Regions from separate parts of the Homo sapiens genome. Here region 2 is linked to region 1. Evidence: read pairs that join two places in POLR2A ChIA-PET (ENCODE). Cell type or tissue: GM12878. All regions are shown on one strand.

What was found. Peaks named below come from ENCODE experiments on the same cell type or tissue, not always from the same donor. Only the 100,000 strongest peaks of a DNase experiment are listed, where the experiment ranks them.
Region 2: POLR2A ChIA-PET joins it to region 1 with 11 read pairs; 2 of 35 experiments call an interaction of 5 or more read pairs at or near these places.

The regions. Positions count from the first base shown.
Region 1 is chr2:42,216,862-42,224,861 of GRCh38, forward strand. The region is part of intron 1 of EML4 (EMAP like 4); the gene reads left to right. Among named protein-coding and RNA genes, the nearest start is that of EML4-AS1, 51 kb to the left of the region's middle. In GM12878, no CTCF peak of the experiment used is centred here; no DNase peak of the experiment used is centred here; H3K27ac peaks cover 449 bases.
Region 2 is chr2:42,747,625-42,755,624 of GRCh38, forward strand. It overlaps MTA3 (metastasis associated 1 family member 3), which reads left to right. Exons shown (of 17, transcript NM_001330442.2): 17 at 5,750-8,000. The coding sequence ends at 5,775. Among named protein-coding and RNA genes, the nearest start is that of OXER1, 13 kb to the right of the region's middle. In GM12878, no CTCF peak of the experiment used is centred here; DNase peaks (open chromatin) are centred at 4,847 and 6,677; H3K27ac peaks cover 2,108 bases.

The DNA.
Region 1 (8,000 bases):
CCTACCCCTCTGACTCACACCCTTAAGTAAGAGTTGAAAGTGATGAAATGGCAGAGAAACAAAGTAGTTGGAAGGAATAAAGATCTACTTGGTTCCTGGTTGATTTTGAAACTGCAAAAGCAACAGACAAGGAAGTTAGAAAAAAAATATACAGTTTTCAACTGTAATAAAACATTTTTGTTAAGTAAATTTTCATTTTTTTAACCAATATTCTGACAGTCAATATTCTCATAGTTGGACTGAGTAAATTTTTTATTTAAAGTTTACCTGCAGATTTAAGCATATTAGAAACCTTTGGTGTCAAGCTCAAGAGCTATGACATATGTATATTTACTATGAATTTTATTTGTTTTTGTAGTGGAACTTCTTTTTGAACTCTAGACAAACAAATTGTAATCTTAGGGATACAGTCCTCCTGTACTGAACAGGATTATACTTAACCCATCAAGGCAGTTGAGTCTCTAAGTTTTTTTTTCAGAGAAAGCAATTCTTGATTGTCAAGATTCGTTCTTCTCAGAATTAACCTTTACTGTAAAAAAAATTCTTATATAACCCACATTCTTCATGTTATAGATTCAGTACATTTCTTGTTTGGCCCTCTGTGGAAACAGATGGTTACTGTTTTTCATTTAGTAACTTCAGATACTTGAAACCTAATATTTGTCTTTTAGGCTTTGCTGTGTTTGAATTATGTTATTTACATAATGCAGACTTAAACGTAGAGTTTTCTTTGTGGAATACTGTACCCATGAAAAAGATGCTTTCTGAGGATTCTTAAAATATGCTTCTGGACTACATTTGGTCATGTTTGTGTGTCCACATATTCGTTGTCTTAATGAGTAGTTAGGTAATTTGAACTACATTGCTTGATTGCTGAACTGTAGTTTTTAGAGGATATGTCCAAATATCAGATCTGTCAACCAATATTATAACCAAACTCACTAGCAAAAATGGTCTGAATTTGATCTCCTTTTAAATATGTAGATTTACTTCTAAATATGTAGAAGACATGGGGAATTTGATCTGGGTGCTGATCATCTCACTTTTGGAACATCCGTAGGGTACTGGATTGATCCTGTGATTAATTTATGGGTCTCAGTCAGATATGGGGTGATCCTAGAAGTTTGTGTAGTCTGTAATGAAGTGGGCTGTAGAACAGGGGTCCCCAACCCTCCGGGCCACAGACTGGTAGGAACTGGGTCACACAGCAGGAGGTGAGCAGTGGGTGAGTGAGCAAAGCTTCATCTGTATTTGCAGCCGCTCCTCATCACTCTCATTACCACCTACGCTTTGCCTTCTGTCAGATCAGTGGCATTAGATTTTCATAGGAATGCAAACCCTGTTGGGAACTGTGCATGCAAGGGATCTCGGTTGCTCACTCCTTATGAGAATCTAATGCCTGATCTGTCACTGTTTTCCATCACTTCCAGATGGGACCATCTAGTTGCAGGAAAACAAGCTCAGGGCTCCCACTGATTCTACATTATAGTGAGCCATATAATTATTTTATTATATATTACAATGTAATAATAATATAAAGTGCATAATAAGTGTAATGTGTTTGAATGATCCCAGCCCTCCCCCGCTGCCCCTAGTCTGTGGAAACATTGCCTTCCACGAAACCTGTCCCTGGTATCAAAAAGTTGTAGACTGCTGCCCTAGAGTATTCCAGATATTCTGTACTTGAGAATTACTACTTGGATCTCTCATGTATATGGATCTTCCTGAGCCTGTCTGAAGAGAATACAGTAGTGGAGGAAAGGAGAATTAAATTTGCCCTATCATAGTTAGTTCAGTGTCAGCCTTTCCTACTCGGTTCCTATCCATACAGCACAATACAATTCCATACTAAAGTACAAGAGTCCTCCTTTAAGTACTGAAGATGCTTTACTTTGACCACAAGAATATTTGAATTTTGGATTTTAACCAGTAGTATGGTAGTGGCTTCTTTTCAAAATCAGTGAAATTTCTTTTTTTAATTTTAAAGAGAGGGGGTCTTGCTGTGTTGTCCAGCCTAGACGTGAACTCCTGGGCTCAAGCAATCTTCCCATCTCAGCCTCGCAAGCAGCTAGGAATACAAACATGCACTGCAGCACTTGACTTAGTAAAAACTTTTAATGTAAGGTATAATGCAGTTAACTAATGCTTGTTATGCGTTTACTCCAAAATTTAACTGAAACACATTTGCTTGTTTCATCAGTGACATCATTTACACACCAATGACTCTTGGCCATGAAGAACCCACAGTGAACATAGAAAGTTTAGTTGTAGACCTTTAATTGATTAATTGTAGCAGAAACGGCATCAAATAAGGAAGAGCCCCCTTCATAAGGAAATACAGTTGACCCTTGAACAACACCAGTTTGAACTGGGCAGGTCCACTGATATGTGGATTTTTTCAACCAAACGTGGATTGAAAAATACAGTATTCCAGGGATGCCAAACCTGTGTATACAGAGGCCTCAGTTTTTGTATATGTGGATTGTGCAGGGCTGACTATGGGACTTGAGTATGCCCGGACTTGGTATATGTAGGAGTCCTGTAACCACCCTCCTGCATGTCTGAGGGATGACTGTAGATGTCTTTGAAAAGGTCTACCTGAAGTTCTGTAAATCTTAAGCTTGCTTTAGTTTCTACATTTAATTTTTCTTTTAGATTTTCATAGATTAGAAAATGACATTTTGCATTTAACAAAATTTTAAAAAATCAAAAAGTTTATGTATGTGGTTTTGTTTTGGTTTTGGTGCAGGACAATGCATTGAAAACCCCTTTCTGGCTGGGTGCAGTGGCTCACGCCTGTAATCCCAGGATTTTGGGAGGCCGAGGTGGGCAGATTACTTGACATCAGGACTTCAAGACCAGCCTGGCCAACATGGTGAAGCCCCATCTCTACTAAAAATACAAAAAAAAATTATTAGCCGGGCGTAAGGGGCGCATGTCTGTAATCCCAGCTACTTGGGAGGCTGAGGCAGGAGAATCACTTGAACCTGGGAGGTGGGGGTTGCAGTGAGCCAAGATCGTGCTACTGCAGTGCAGCCTGGGCGACAGAAGGAGACTCCATCTAAAAAAAAAAAAAAAAGGAAAACTCTTTTTTGCCAGGAATAGCTGCTTTGAAAATTTCTGTATAGGAAGGGCTTAAGGGGTGGCAGTTTGGGTAGGGGAGTATGTCTTGAAGATTTATTTTGTTGCTGCACATTATTTTCACTCATAGTGTATGTCATAGATCATTGGAAACAGCAAAATTCTCAAAAAATTGTTTTACTTATCTATAATACGTGTATAACACATAATTGAAAAAATACCAGTTATCCATATCAAATTCAGGCATACTTTGTTTTATTGTGCTTCATACTCTTGCACTTTGCAGATACTGTATTTTTTTTTTTTTTTTTTTTTACAAATTGAAGGTTTTTGGCAACCCTGCATTGAGCAAGTGTATTGGCCCCGTTTTTCCAACAGCATGTGTACCCACTTCATCTGTGTCACGTTTTGCTAGTTCTCACAGTATTTCAAACTTTTTCACTATTATTATATCTCTTACGGTGACCTGTGATCCATTACCTTTGATGTTACTGTTGTAATTGTTTTGGAGTGCCATGAGTGACACCCATTTAAGATAGCCTACTTAATAAATGTTGTGTGTTCTGACTGCTCCACACACTGGCTGTTCCTCTGTCTCTCTCCCTCTCCTCAGGCCTCCCTATTCCCTGAGATAACAATATTGAAATGAGGCCAGTTAATAATCCTACAATGGTTCTTAAGTGTTCAAGTGAAAGGAAGAGTGCACGTTTCTCACTTTAAATCAAAAGCTAGAAATGATGAAGCTTAGATGAAGAAGGCATGTCAAAAGCTGAGATAGGCTGAAAGCTAGGCTTCTCATACCAGACAGCCAGTTGTGAATGCAGAGAAAAAGTTTCTGAAGAGTGCTACTCCAGTGAACATATGAATGATAAAGTTAAACAGCCTTATTGCAGATACGGAGAATGTTTGCATGTTCTGAATATAAAGTCAGACCAGACACAACATTCCCTTAAGCCAAAGCCTAATCCAGAGCAAGGCTCTAACTCTCTTCATTTCTATGAAAGCTGAGAGACGTGAGGAAGCTGCAGAAGTTTGAAGCTAGCAGAGATTAGTTCATGAGGTTTAAGGAAAGAAGCCATCTCCATACATAAAAGTGCAAGGTGAAGCAGCAGGTTCTGAAGTGGAAGCTGCAGCAGGTTATCTAGAAGATTTAGCTAAGATCATTGATGAAGGTGGCTGCACTAAACAACAGATTATCAGTGTAGACAACACTGTCTTATATTAGAAAAAGATGTTACCCAGTACTTTCATAGCTAGAGAAGAGAAGCCAATGCCTGGCTTCAAAGGACAAGCTGACTGTTGAGGGGGTATTGTAGCTGATGACTTTAAGTTGAAGCCAGTGCTCATTGACCATTCTGAAAATCCTAGGGCCTTGGGATTATTCTACCCTGCGCATGTGTATGCTCTAGAAATGGAACAACAAAGCTTAGATGACAGCACATTGTTTACAACATGGTTTACTTTTTTTTTTTTTTTTTTTTTTTTGAGACAGGACCTTGCTTTGTCACCCAGGCTAGAGCGCAGTAGTGCTATCATGGCTCACTGCAGCCTCAATGTCCCGGGCCCAAGCAATCCTCCCACCTGAGCCTCCTGAGTAGCTGGGACTGTAAGCACACCCAACCATGCCTGACTAATTTTTGTGGTGTTTTTTTGGGTTTTGTTTTGTTTTGTTTTGTTTTAGATGGAGTTTCACTCTTGTTGCCCAAGCTGGAATGCAGTGGCGTGATCTCGGCTCATCACAGCCTCCGCCTCCTGGGTTCAAGGGATTCTCCTGCCTCAGCCTCCTCGGTAGCTGGGATTATAGGTGCCCACTACCACACCCAGCTAGTTTTTGTATTTTTGGTAGAGACAAGGTTTCGTCGTGTTGGCCAGGCTGGTCTCGAACTCCTGACCTCAGGTGATCCACCCACCTCAGCCTCCCAAAGTGCTGGGATTACAGGCATGAGCCACCACTCCAAGCCTAATAAATTTTTTGTAGAGACAGTGTTTCATCATGTTGCCCAGGGTGGTCTCGAACTCCTGGGCTCAAGCGATTTGCCTGCCTGGTCCCAACGTGCTGGGATTACAGGTGTGAGCCTCTGCACCTGGCCTAAAGTTGTCTTCTTCTCTCCTTAGTCTTCTCTCTCTGTAGCCATGGAGAAGTTGAGTCATGTTAATTAACACACCAGTGATTTCTGATTATGGAGAAGATAATTTCTCAGCCCTATTAATAAAAATTACATTTTCATTTGAGAGGAGATAGTTTTTAAAATTATTTTATATATTTTAAAATCAAATGGCATATTTGCTTATTTTAACAAATTTTTTGCAAGATAACCCCTGTTAACAGTTTAATTTGTGTCTTTCCATATCGGGTTGACAAACTTTAGCACTTTATGGCAAAATTCACTGTTTTGTATCCTGTGAGCCAAAAATGGTTTTTATATTTTTAAATGGTTGGAAAAAATCAAAAGAATATTTCATGACTCATTAAAGTTATATGAATTCTAATTTCAGTGTCCATAAATAAAGCTTTACTGGAACATAGCCATACACATTTGTATAGTTAATATCTGTAGTTGCTTTTGTGCTGCCACAGCAGAGTCCAGTAATTGGGACAAAGACCTTTTGTCCTACAAAGCCTAAAATGTTTACTGTCTGGTCCTTAACAGAAAAAGTTTGCCAACCCCTGTTCTTCATGTACACCTGCTTTCTTGTTTGCTTTTTCAAAAACAGGACATAAACTGTACTGTGTAAACAGTGAATATGCATTATCTTTTGCTTACTGGAAACTAACTTAAAATATATATCCATTGATCATGCATAGCCCTCCACATTGATATATAGAAATATAACGGTTCTTTTGTTTGTTTTGTTTTGTTTTGTTTTGTTTTTGAGATGGAGTCTCGCTTTGTCGCCTAGGCTGGAGTGCAATGGTGCAATCTCGGCTCACTGCAAGCTCCGCCTCCCGGGTTCACGCCATTCTCCTGCCTCAGCCTCCCAAGTAGCTGGGACTGCAGGCATCTGCCACCACACCCGGTTAATTTTTTTGTCTTTTTAGTAGAGATGGGGTGTCACTGTATTAGTCAGGATGGTCTCGATCTCCTGACCTCGTGATCCGCCCTCCACCCCTTCGGCCTCCCAAAGTGCTGGGATTACAGACGTGAGCCACCGTGCCTGGCCAATATAATGTATTTTTAATAGCTGCACAGATTCCATATTTAGATAACATATTTCATTCACTTGATCCCATTTTGATAGGTCTGATAGGTTTATAGTTCCCTCTCTCCCTGCTACATACATTGTTGTGTCAAAGCATGTGTATTTTTCATTTTTGTAGTGATTACGTAAAGATTACTGTTCAGAACTGAGATTTGTAGCAGTTCACAAATGCACCACTACAAATGTCCTAACTTCCTAGCCATTATTTGCTATCATTTTTTTGTTTGCTCATAAGATCAGTAAAAATTATTTTTATTTGCAAGACCCTGTCAAGTAATGAAGCTAAATCATTTGAACCTGTAAAGACATGCTTTGAAGTAGCTGAAGTTTAACGATTATCTCTGTTTTGTTTGTTTTCTGTTTTTTAAGAGCTCTTAAATGTCAGTAGTTAGAAATTACAAATTTTACTGTAGCAGGTCATCTTTCTTCTCCTTGCTTACAAGGAAGTAACCATTTTTTAGTCTTTCCCCATGACAAGAGTACAATGTGAGAAAGTTTGCTCTGCTTAGCCCAGATCTCTAATGTATATTGAAAACATCCCCATGAAAACACATCTAGATACTGTAAGAAACATCTTTGTTTACAAAGACCATTACATTTTCACTAATCTTTGGACAATTTGAATAAATATGCATAATAGTCTCTTAAGAAATGCTGGCTCTAGGCTATATTATGAAAAAGTTGAAGTTGCCCTTATCACTCCAGACTCTTTTTACCCCTTCATTTGTGCCCTCATGTAGGTGATTATTCTGGCCTTTTCACATACTAATAATACCACTACGGGTTCTCCTTCCTTTACCCTTGGGAAAATTTAAATTCTATTTATACCTTCTGAGGGAATTTACCGTTTAAATTATGAAAGTTTTTCTTGCTTATTGAATGAGGGTTTTTTTGTTGTTTTTGTAACAGCTGTTTTGAGATATAATTCACATGCCATATGAATCACCCATTTAAAACATGTACTTCAGTGGTTTTTAATATATTCACAGAGTTGTGCACAATCCATTTTAGAATATTTTTACCACAATAAGAAGAAATCCTGTATCCTTTAGCAGTCACTTCCTGTTTCTCCCAATCCCTATAGTTTTTAGGCAGCTGCTAATCTACTTTATCTTACAGGTTTGCCTGTTCAGGACATTATGTAAATTGAATCATACAGTATGTAGTCTTTTGTCACTGGCTTCTTTCACTAAGTATGTTTTCAAGATTTCATCCATGTTGCAGCATGTATCACTGTTTCGTTCTTTTTTATTGGAGTAATATTCTGTCACATGGGTATAACCGTGTGAGCACATAACTGTTCAACATTTGATGGACATTTGGGTTATTTCTACTTTTTGGCTCTTATGAACAATGCTGCTATAAACAGTCATGGGCAAGTTTTTATGTGGTCATCTGTCTTTATTTCTCTTAGGTGTATACTTTAGGAGTGGCGTTGCTGGATTATATGGTGCCTCTGTTTAACCTTTTGAAGAACTGCCAGATTGTTTTCCAAAGTGGCTGTACTGTTTACATTCCCACTAGCAGTATATGAGGGTTTCAATTTCCCCTTATCCTCACCAACACTTTGTCATTTTGATTATAGCCATCCTGATGGTGTGAAGTGGCATCTCATTATGATTTTTTATTGTTATAAAATACACATAAAATTTATCATTTTAATCAATTTTAACTTTATAGTTCAGTGTTATTAAGCACATTCACAGTGTTGTGCAACC
Region 2 (8,000 bases), 530 kb after region 1:
GTGCTTGTTACACTGTTGGGGCACTTAAAGCCTCAAGAGCAGGCCTCAGAAAACAGAATCTCTCTCTTTGACCAATATAACCAGTTATTATGTAACTCCCACAGAGCTTGTTTATATCACACCTATAAAGACATTTTTCATTACTATTTTTAATAGCTTTATTAAGATATCATTGTCATTTGGTAAACTATATATTATTAAAATATACAATTTAATAAGTTTTGAAATATGTACACCAGGAAACCATCACCACAATCAAAATAATAAACTTAATCATCACCCCCAACAGTTTTCTTGCACCCCATTATAATCCTCCCACCTGCCCTCCCCATCTCCCCCACCTCACCCCCAGGTGACCACTGATTTGTTTTTTGCCACTATAGATTCATTTATATTTTCTAGAATTAGTTTTTTGTTTTTTTTGAAAGGGAGTCTCCCTCTGTCGCCAGGTGGGAGTGCAGTGGCGCGATCTCAGCTCTCTGCAACCTCTGCCTCCTGGGTTCAAGCGATTCCCCTGCCTCAGCCTCCTGAGTAGCTGGGACTACAGGCATGTGCCATCACATCCAGCTAATGTGTTTGTGTGTGTGTGTGTGTGTGTGTGTGTGTGTGTGTGTGTGTTTTAGTAGAGACGGGGTTTCACCGTGTTGGCCAGGATGGTTTCCATCTCCTGACCTCATGATCCGCCTGCCTCAGCCTCCCAAAGTGTTGGGATTACAGGCGTGAGCCACTGTGCCCGGCCTATTTTCTAGAATTATATATAAATGGAGTCATACAGTGTGTACTCTATTTGTCATTTTGGATGATTTTTAGAGTTCTATCATCAAGTTCGCTGATTATTTCTTCTACAGTATCAAATCTACTATTAGTCCCATCCAACACATTTTTCATTTTAGATTTTGTATTTTTCAGTTTTCAGATTTCCAATTAGTTATACTTCTAAAATTGCCCACCTTGTCACCCATTATATTCGTCTTTTTCTATAGATTCTTTAGCGTATTTATAGTAAATATTTTAAGTCCATACCTGCTAATTCTAACATCTGAATTATCCATTAATCTAGGGACTGTTTTTTCTTTTGATTACGGGTTGCATTTTCTTGTTTCTCACTGCGCCCAGCCAGTCCAATCATATTTAAATGCATACTGGGTCAGTGTGAATGATGAGTTATAAAGACTCAGGATTCTGTTATTTTCCTTTGCAGAGTGGTAAGTTTTGTTCTAGCAAGGAGTTACATTGGTGGATCACTTCGATTCTGTGGAGGCTTGGTTTGAAGCTTTATTAAGCCTCACATATTTCAATTTTGCCCTTAGTCCGATGGGATTTCAATGGAAAGACCAAGTTGTTTACCAGGCCCCTTTAACTTCACAGAACTTGAACTCCAAATTCTGTCTTCTCAGCACTGGACAGCTCTTGAAGTCACTGCTCGGCTCCTTGAGCCTTCTAGCTGATGTTTTCCATCGGGCTCCTGGGAATCTCACCCTGTACTTGCATAGTTCAGAAATAAGCAAGTAATGTGAGGGGAGTTTGTATGTAGATTTGAGGGCTCCCCCTTCTGTGTCTCCTTCCTCTGCAGGATCTCCTCCCTCAGTTTCCAGCTGCATTGGCTGCCTCAAGCTCTGACCTCTGGTTCCTCAGCCTAGTAGACTGTAGCTTTCTGCCTGAGCTATATTCATCTCATACTGCATGAATGTGCTCATGGGGAAAGACACTTAAGAGTGGCTCTCACTTTGTCTCACTTTTTCTTACTTTGTCTCTCTTTTTTCTAGGTTCATAACCCCTCCAATTTTTACCTGATTTTGGTTGCTCTCTAGTACTTTCAAACAGTTGTTCTTTTTTAAAAAAATTATTTTATTGTATTTTTGAGACAGAGTCTTGCTCTGTCACCCGTGCTGGAGTGCAGTGGCATGATCTCGGCTCACTGCAACCTCCGCCTCCTGGGTTCAAGCAGTTCTCCTGCCTCAGCCTCCCAAGTAGCTGGAATTTCGGGTGGCCACCACCATGCCTGGCTAATTTTTGTAGTTTTAGGAGAGACAGGGTTTTGTCGTGTTGGCCAGGCTGGTCTTGAACTCCTGACCTCAAGTGATCCTCCCACCTCAGCCTCCCAAAGTGCTGGGATTACAGGCGTGAGTCACCACACCTGGCCTCAAACAGTTGTTCTTTATATTTCGTCCAGAGTTTATCACTGTTACTGGCTGGAGGGTTAGTCAAATTAGCCTACCACGATAGGAAGCAGAGCTCCTCAGTCCTTCTATGTGCTTCCCCTCCTGTTTCTCTCAGTTAAGAAAAAACAACATACTATGTATGTTTCATAGATACTGTATTTTTTCTTCCCTGAGGATATTAATGATAGTGGCTTTTTATTTTTATTTTATTTATTTATTTTTTTGAGACGGAGTCTCACTCTGTCGCCAGGCTGGAGTGCAGTGGCACAATCTCGGCTCACTGCAACCTCCGCCTCCTGGGTTCAAGCGATTCTCCTGCCTCAGCCTCCTGAGTAGCTGGGATACAGGTGCGCCCCATAACACCTGGCTAATTTTTGTATTTTTAGTAGAGACGGGGTTTCACTCTGTTGGCCAGGCTGGTCTTGATCTCTTGAACTTGTGATCCACCTGCCTTTGCCTCCCAAAGTGCTGGAATTACAGGTGTGAGCCACCACGCCTGGCCATGTTTTTTGTTGTTTAAGTATTCTTCTCTGTTTCTTCTCTCTGTTTCTTCCAATTTGTACTCTTCTGTTGATTATGTGTTATTTGGTCTCTAACACCTGCTGTTAGAGGGTCTTTGTTTTTTTTTTCCCTGGTGACCTTTGTTGTCAAACAATGTTTAAAAGTAGGAGACTAAAAATCAGAGTGAAAGCTCTGTGCTTGTTCTTGGCAGAACCTGTAGTGCAGTTCACTGTAGGGTGATCAGGTTGGCCTGGTGTTTGGACGATAAATGCCAGTTTCTTTCGATATTTTCTCATGGGCTTGTCAGATTCCCCAGAGAAGTTTCTTCCTATCTGTTCCCCAGAGGATAAATGTTTGTTACCTGCATTCTGAGAGCTTCATGGGAAGAAGGCTGGGGGCTCACCATTCAGTAGACATAGGTTCACTTGATCTCTCTCTGTTATAATTGTAGCCTTGTCCTTAGCTGTGCATGGTGCCTCGTGTCCCCTAGGCCTGAAACGGTTTTGTCCTCGTCAGAGAATAAATATCTCGACTGGTGGGACGTAGACAGTTGCCTGGTGGTATGGAGTTGGGAGAGCTTCTTGGGATCCAGCTGCTTCTCAAAGAGCCTTTAACTCCTCTTCCTTGCTTCAGTCCCCTCCCCTACTTCCAGAGGTACCTGGTGTCATTTCATGAGCCTTTGGGGTTCTCTAGACAAATTGGGTACTCAGCTTTCCACACTGAACCTTCAAGTCTGTCTGTCTTGAGTGCATAGTCTGTTATCACTCATTTATCTGCTTTCCAGCTTCTAAAATTCTGTGGTTTCTTCTCTGATTTTCAGAAGGAAAGGAAACTAACTCAGAAGCCACCAGCTAGCTGGCTGGATTGCTTTCATTGGATTGGTTGATTTAAGTGCAGAATCTCCAAGTCCATGGACTTCAAGTACTTCTGAGTAGTCAAACCATTAGGGAAAATTTTGCAAAAAACAAACAAACAAAAAAATAAGTGCCTGTCAGTCAGGGCGAGTACGTACCAAAGTGGCAAATATAGGTTAATACATTTGAGAATAAATAAACAAAAAGAGAAATGATTTGGGCTACATCATGGTCTAGGAAGGAGACTGAGAATTGATGTAGACATTTTCCTGGGGCTCTCTGCCTGTGCTACTGTGCTGAGTCTCTGTATCTGGCTCTTGTTCCTGCTCCAAGGAAATGCAGAGGATCTGGGGAAGCTCTGAGCAGAGGAGAGTGAAGTGATAACCTTGTAAGGGCAGGTGGTAAGTACTGGGATTCTTCAGCCCAGAATACAGAGAGGTGGCCTGTCTCAATTGAAAACCGTGGCCAGGGTGGAGAAGGCAGAGTGGAGCCTGGGCACCAGAACCTGAGATGCTAGGAGGAGAGGGTTGTTTCTGAAACCGCAGCAGGCAAGTTTGGCACAAATAAAAGCACAATTTACCATGGCAGGCTAGAAACTTGGGAAACTATTAAAAGCAGCTCTTTTGATAGGTGGTTTAATTCCATAAGGGTTTAGACAGATGAATGACAGAGCTCCTGCTCCACTAAATACAAAAAGAGAGAGTGGCTCCTAGGAGACGCTGACACTTACATAACCTTCCATTTAGACACTGAGGAGGTCAGGATGCTCTTACTGGGCTGTTAGCAGAACACTGGGCTGGATGGAGAATGAGCAGCTTGGTGTAGTAGGAAAAACTTGACACAAATTAAGGTCTACATTCAAATCTTGACTCCTCAGCTTACTTACTGTGACCTTGAGCAAGTTCTTAACCTTTCTGACACTCCCAAGATTCTGCTGAAGGTTAAATAAGGTAGTTACATAACCTACAGTATGTTCAATAAAGCAAGGTTAGCATGATTCCTAAACTGAATTTATCTGGGCCTTTATTTAACACATACTTGCTGAGCTCATATCAAATACCAAGCTGGGTACAGGTATCTTCCCTATCCTAGAAAAGCTCATGAAGTGAAGACACAGCTCTGCTCCATCCTGCAGCCCTTCCTTGGCATGCTCTGAGGCTGTGAAGGTGAGCATTGCTGGGTCCTTTCCTGGCAGCAGGGTGATGTGCCTGGGGCAGAGAATATCTGAGCATCTTATCCCTTCTCAGCAAACAACCCCACTTCCCTCCTAGCCACTTTCCTAATAACTAAGTAAAAAGCTTTCACAACTTTCTAATACAACACGGTGGTGATGTGGTTTGCAGGCCACTTCTGCTTTTTCATTTACTTGTCTCTGCTGTAGTCTCCAGATGGTCAGAGTTGAAGGTTTTTGGGGAAGTGGAGGGGGTGGGAGTGAGGGGCATAGGAATAGTTCCTGACACTGTGGGAGAGTGAAGTTCACTCCCCTCCTACAAGAAATGTGTTCATAGCCTCTGGGTGCCCACATCATTATGATTAATTATGATGAGCTCAGATGAGATCGTGCCTCCTCCCAGCCAACTGTGTTCCCTATTCCTTAGTATCCGTCAGAAAAGTTCCATGAGTCTCTTCTCTTGCCTGGTGTACTGTAGCACCTCTCCAGTGACCACTAAACCCGCCTATTCAAAACCCAGCTTTTAAGATCTTTCCGTCCTTCAGTATCAATTATATATTTTATTGGCCCTAATTAAACTTTCCCTTTGATCCAGTGTTAAACTACATTGTGAGCCCTTTTTTTTTTTTTCAGACAGGGTCTTGCTCTGTCGCCTGGGCTGGAGTGCCGTGGTGCGACCACAGCTCACTGCAGCCTTGGCTTTGTGAGCTCAAGCAGTCCTCCCCCCTCAGCCTCCTGAAGTAGCTGGGACTACAGGCATGCACCACCACACCTGGCTAACTTTTTATTTTTATTTTGGTAGAGACAGAGTGATGCTATGTCGTCCAGACTGTCTTGAACTTCTGGCCTCAAGCCATCCACCGGCCTTGGCCTCTCAAAGTGCTGGGATTATGGGCATGAGCCACCACACCTGGCCTAGTCATGAGATTTTCTTTGACCTACTGCTGAGCCTCCTTTCCCTGAAGGTTGTGATGTTGGGAGGGGTGAGTCCATCCTCCCTTTCATCTTGCCTCCACCATCGGGACTTGTTTAACCTTCACACTGTTACTTCCCTTTTCTAGAACTCACGTGCTGTGTGTCAGACTGAGCTTTCCCTGATTCATTCTACAATCCAAGACTTGCTGCACTGTCCTGCTGATGTTCACAGCCGTGCCTGGGAAGAAGGCAGCCCCACTCCCAGTACATTTCAGTGGGAGACCTCTGCGTGCATCCATGGAGACGCAATGGGGCGGGGAAGGAACTGTGGGAGTGCACGTTCCAAATCCTGTGTCTCCACGTGTGGATCAGCAGCACCTCGCTTTCTTGTCAGAGACCTCGCTGTTACGGAGCGAGACCTGCTGAGAATTGAGGGGCTGAGGGAACCCCTCCACCTCCTCCCTTCTGCAGCGCCCTGCGCCCCACCCAGCAACAGCGGCCACTTGGCAGTGGGGCTGCTGCAAGCTCAGAGCCGCTGCCACCCTGCATGTGTCCGCTCAGCTCGGTCTTATGCTGTATAGTTACTAAATATGTACAGGAGGGCCATGGCATCTTTCTGAATGGATTTTTCTTAAGAAATGCGCCAGTGTTTATGAGGTTCAAGGTATTTCCCTGTCCTTGCTGTTACCGTCACTCAGCTTTTTCTCGATAGGCTTCATCCTTGTTTTTTTGAAATGGGGGAATTTGCTGTTTACCCTCTGCATTCCTATATGTGACCCTCCCTCCTACTCCTCCAAGGAACAGAATTACCGAGGTTCTGACAAAAGATAAGCCTGTAAACTCATCATCTGTGTTTTGTGGTTGGAGAGAAACTGGTGTTCTGCCCGGCTCTGCTTGGTCACAGACAGCTCCAGCAAGAGCAGTTGTTAAAAGTGCCAAGCGTGTGTATCACTGTGACAAGCCGTTTGCTTACTGCCCTGTTCCCTTGCAGCCAAACCAGCTGATGAAGAACTGCTGCCAGGTGGGTCCTACAGCAGGTCACAAATGACCTAGTTTCATTTTAAGCAGACAGACTCTGTTTGGCCTAGAGGTGTGGAGTGAGAGAACTGTGTTTGTGGGTATGAGTCTGTGTGGCCAACCCCATGACCCCCACCCCTCCAGCCCAACATCTTGTGAGCACATGTGACCTAGGCCCCGGGGGACCTGCCTGCTCCTTTGGCTTGGGCTCTTCGTGTTTCCCACCTGCCCTCGGCACGAGCCCTTGGTGGCATCACAGTTGGCCACTCAGCTGTGCTGAGTAGCTGTGCTACTTGTGCTGGCAGCTGCAAGGATAGGAATAGCTCAGCGCCCGATGAGCTCCCTGAGCAGATGTGAGGCTGGCAACTCCCCTGCCCTCTGTTTGCAGGCACAGGGTCACAGTCCCAAGAAAGACAACTGGAGTCTGATCTCCCAGCCATCTCTGGGGTTACTAGGAGGCAGCTGGATGGCAGATACGAGAGGCCCAAATAGCCAAGCTGTTGCAAGACAGAGTGGCTACAATTGAATTGACACCCTGGGAAGCACGAGGTAACTTGGTAAGGATAATGATGCTGTAGATGTCTGTGTCCTCGGAGGCTGAGCTCCGCTTGGCAGAGAGAGCGTGCTGTGTGAGGTGGAGGGCGGTTTTGCAGACATCTCAGCTTCTTTTCTGAGGAGGAGTTGGTTCTCATCTTAGGCTTCTGCAAGGGCGAGCATGGGATGTCTCCACCACCACCCACTCTTGGAGCTGTGCTGGGTCTTGGCTTGGGGCGCTGAGGGTGGGGCCTGTGTCAGAAGCATTTGGTGAGAGGGGTGGAGGTGGCAGGCAGGGGTTCTCCTCAGGGTTCCCACTGAGGGGTCCCTTCAGCAAAGACCTGGGAGGAGGTGCCGCATCACGTGGATGTTTCTTCCCTAAAGAAAAAGACACAGGAAAGCTGTCTGTCTGTACCCTGCTCTGGATTTATTGTCGTACTTGGACCCAGAAGGGGAAATGATTCCCTCACCCTTTCACTTTCTCTCTGAACCCCTACTAAGTGGTGACTGCAGATTCTGGAAACAATTAGCTGCCCGTGACTCAGCTGCCAGCTTCATTTTCTCTGCCTTTTGGGAGAGGCCCTCTCACCCAGGCCCAAGAGATTTGGAGACAGGAGTCAGGCCAGGTCTGAAGCAGGAGAAGGGAGGCCCCTCCTATCTACCCAGTTGACATTTGGCTTTGGGAAAAGCGCAGCTTGTTCGAGCCACGTGTGCCAAGCAGGCTTTTCCTTCCTCTTGTAAGTAAAGCTCGTGGTTCTGTAGTCCAGTCATCCTAGGAGGGTGATGTTGACTGAGACTTCACGCTCTCCCTTTGTCTCTGGAAACTGCCCCCTCGTTCTGACAGAA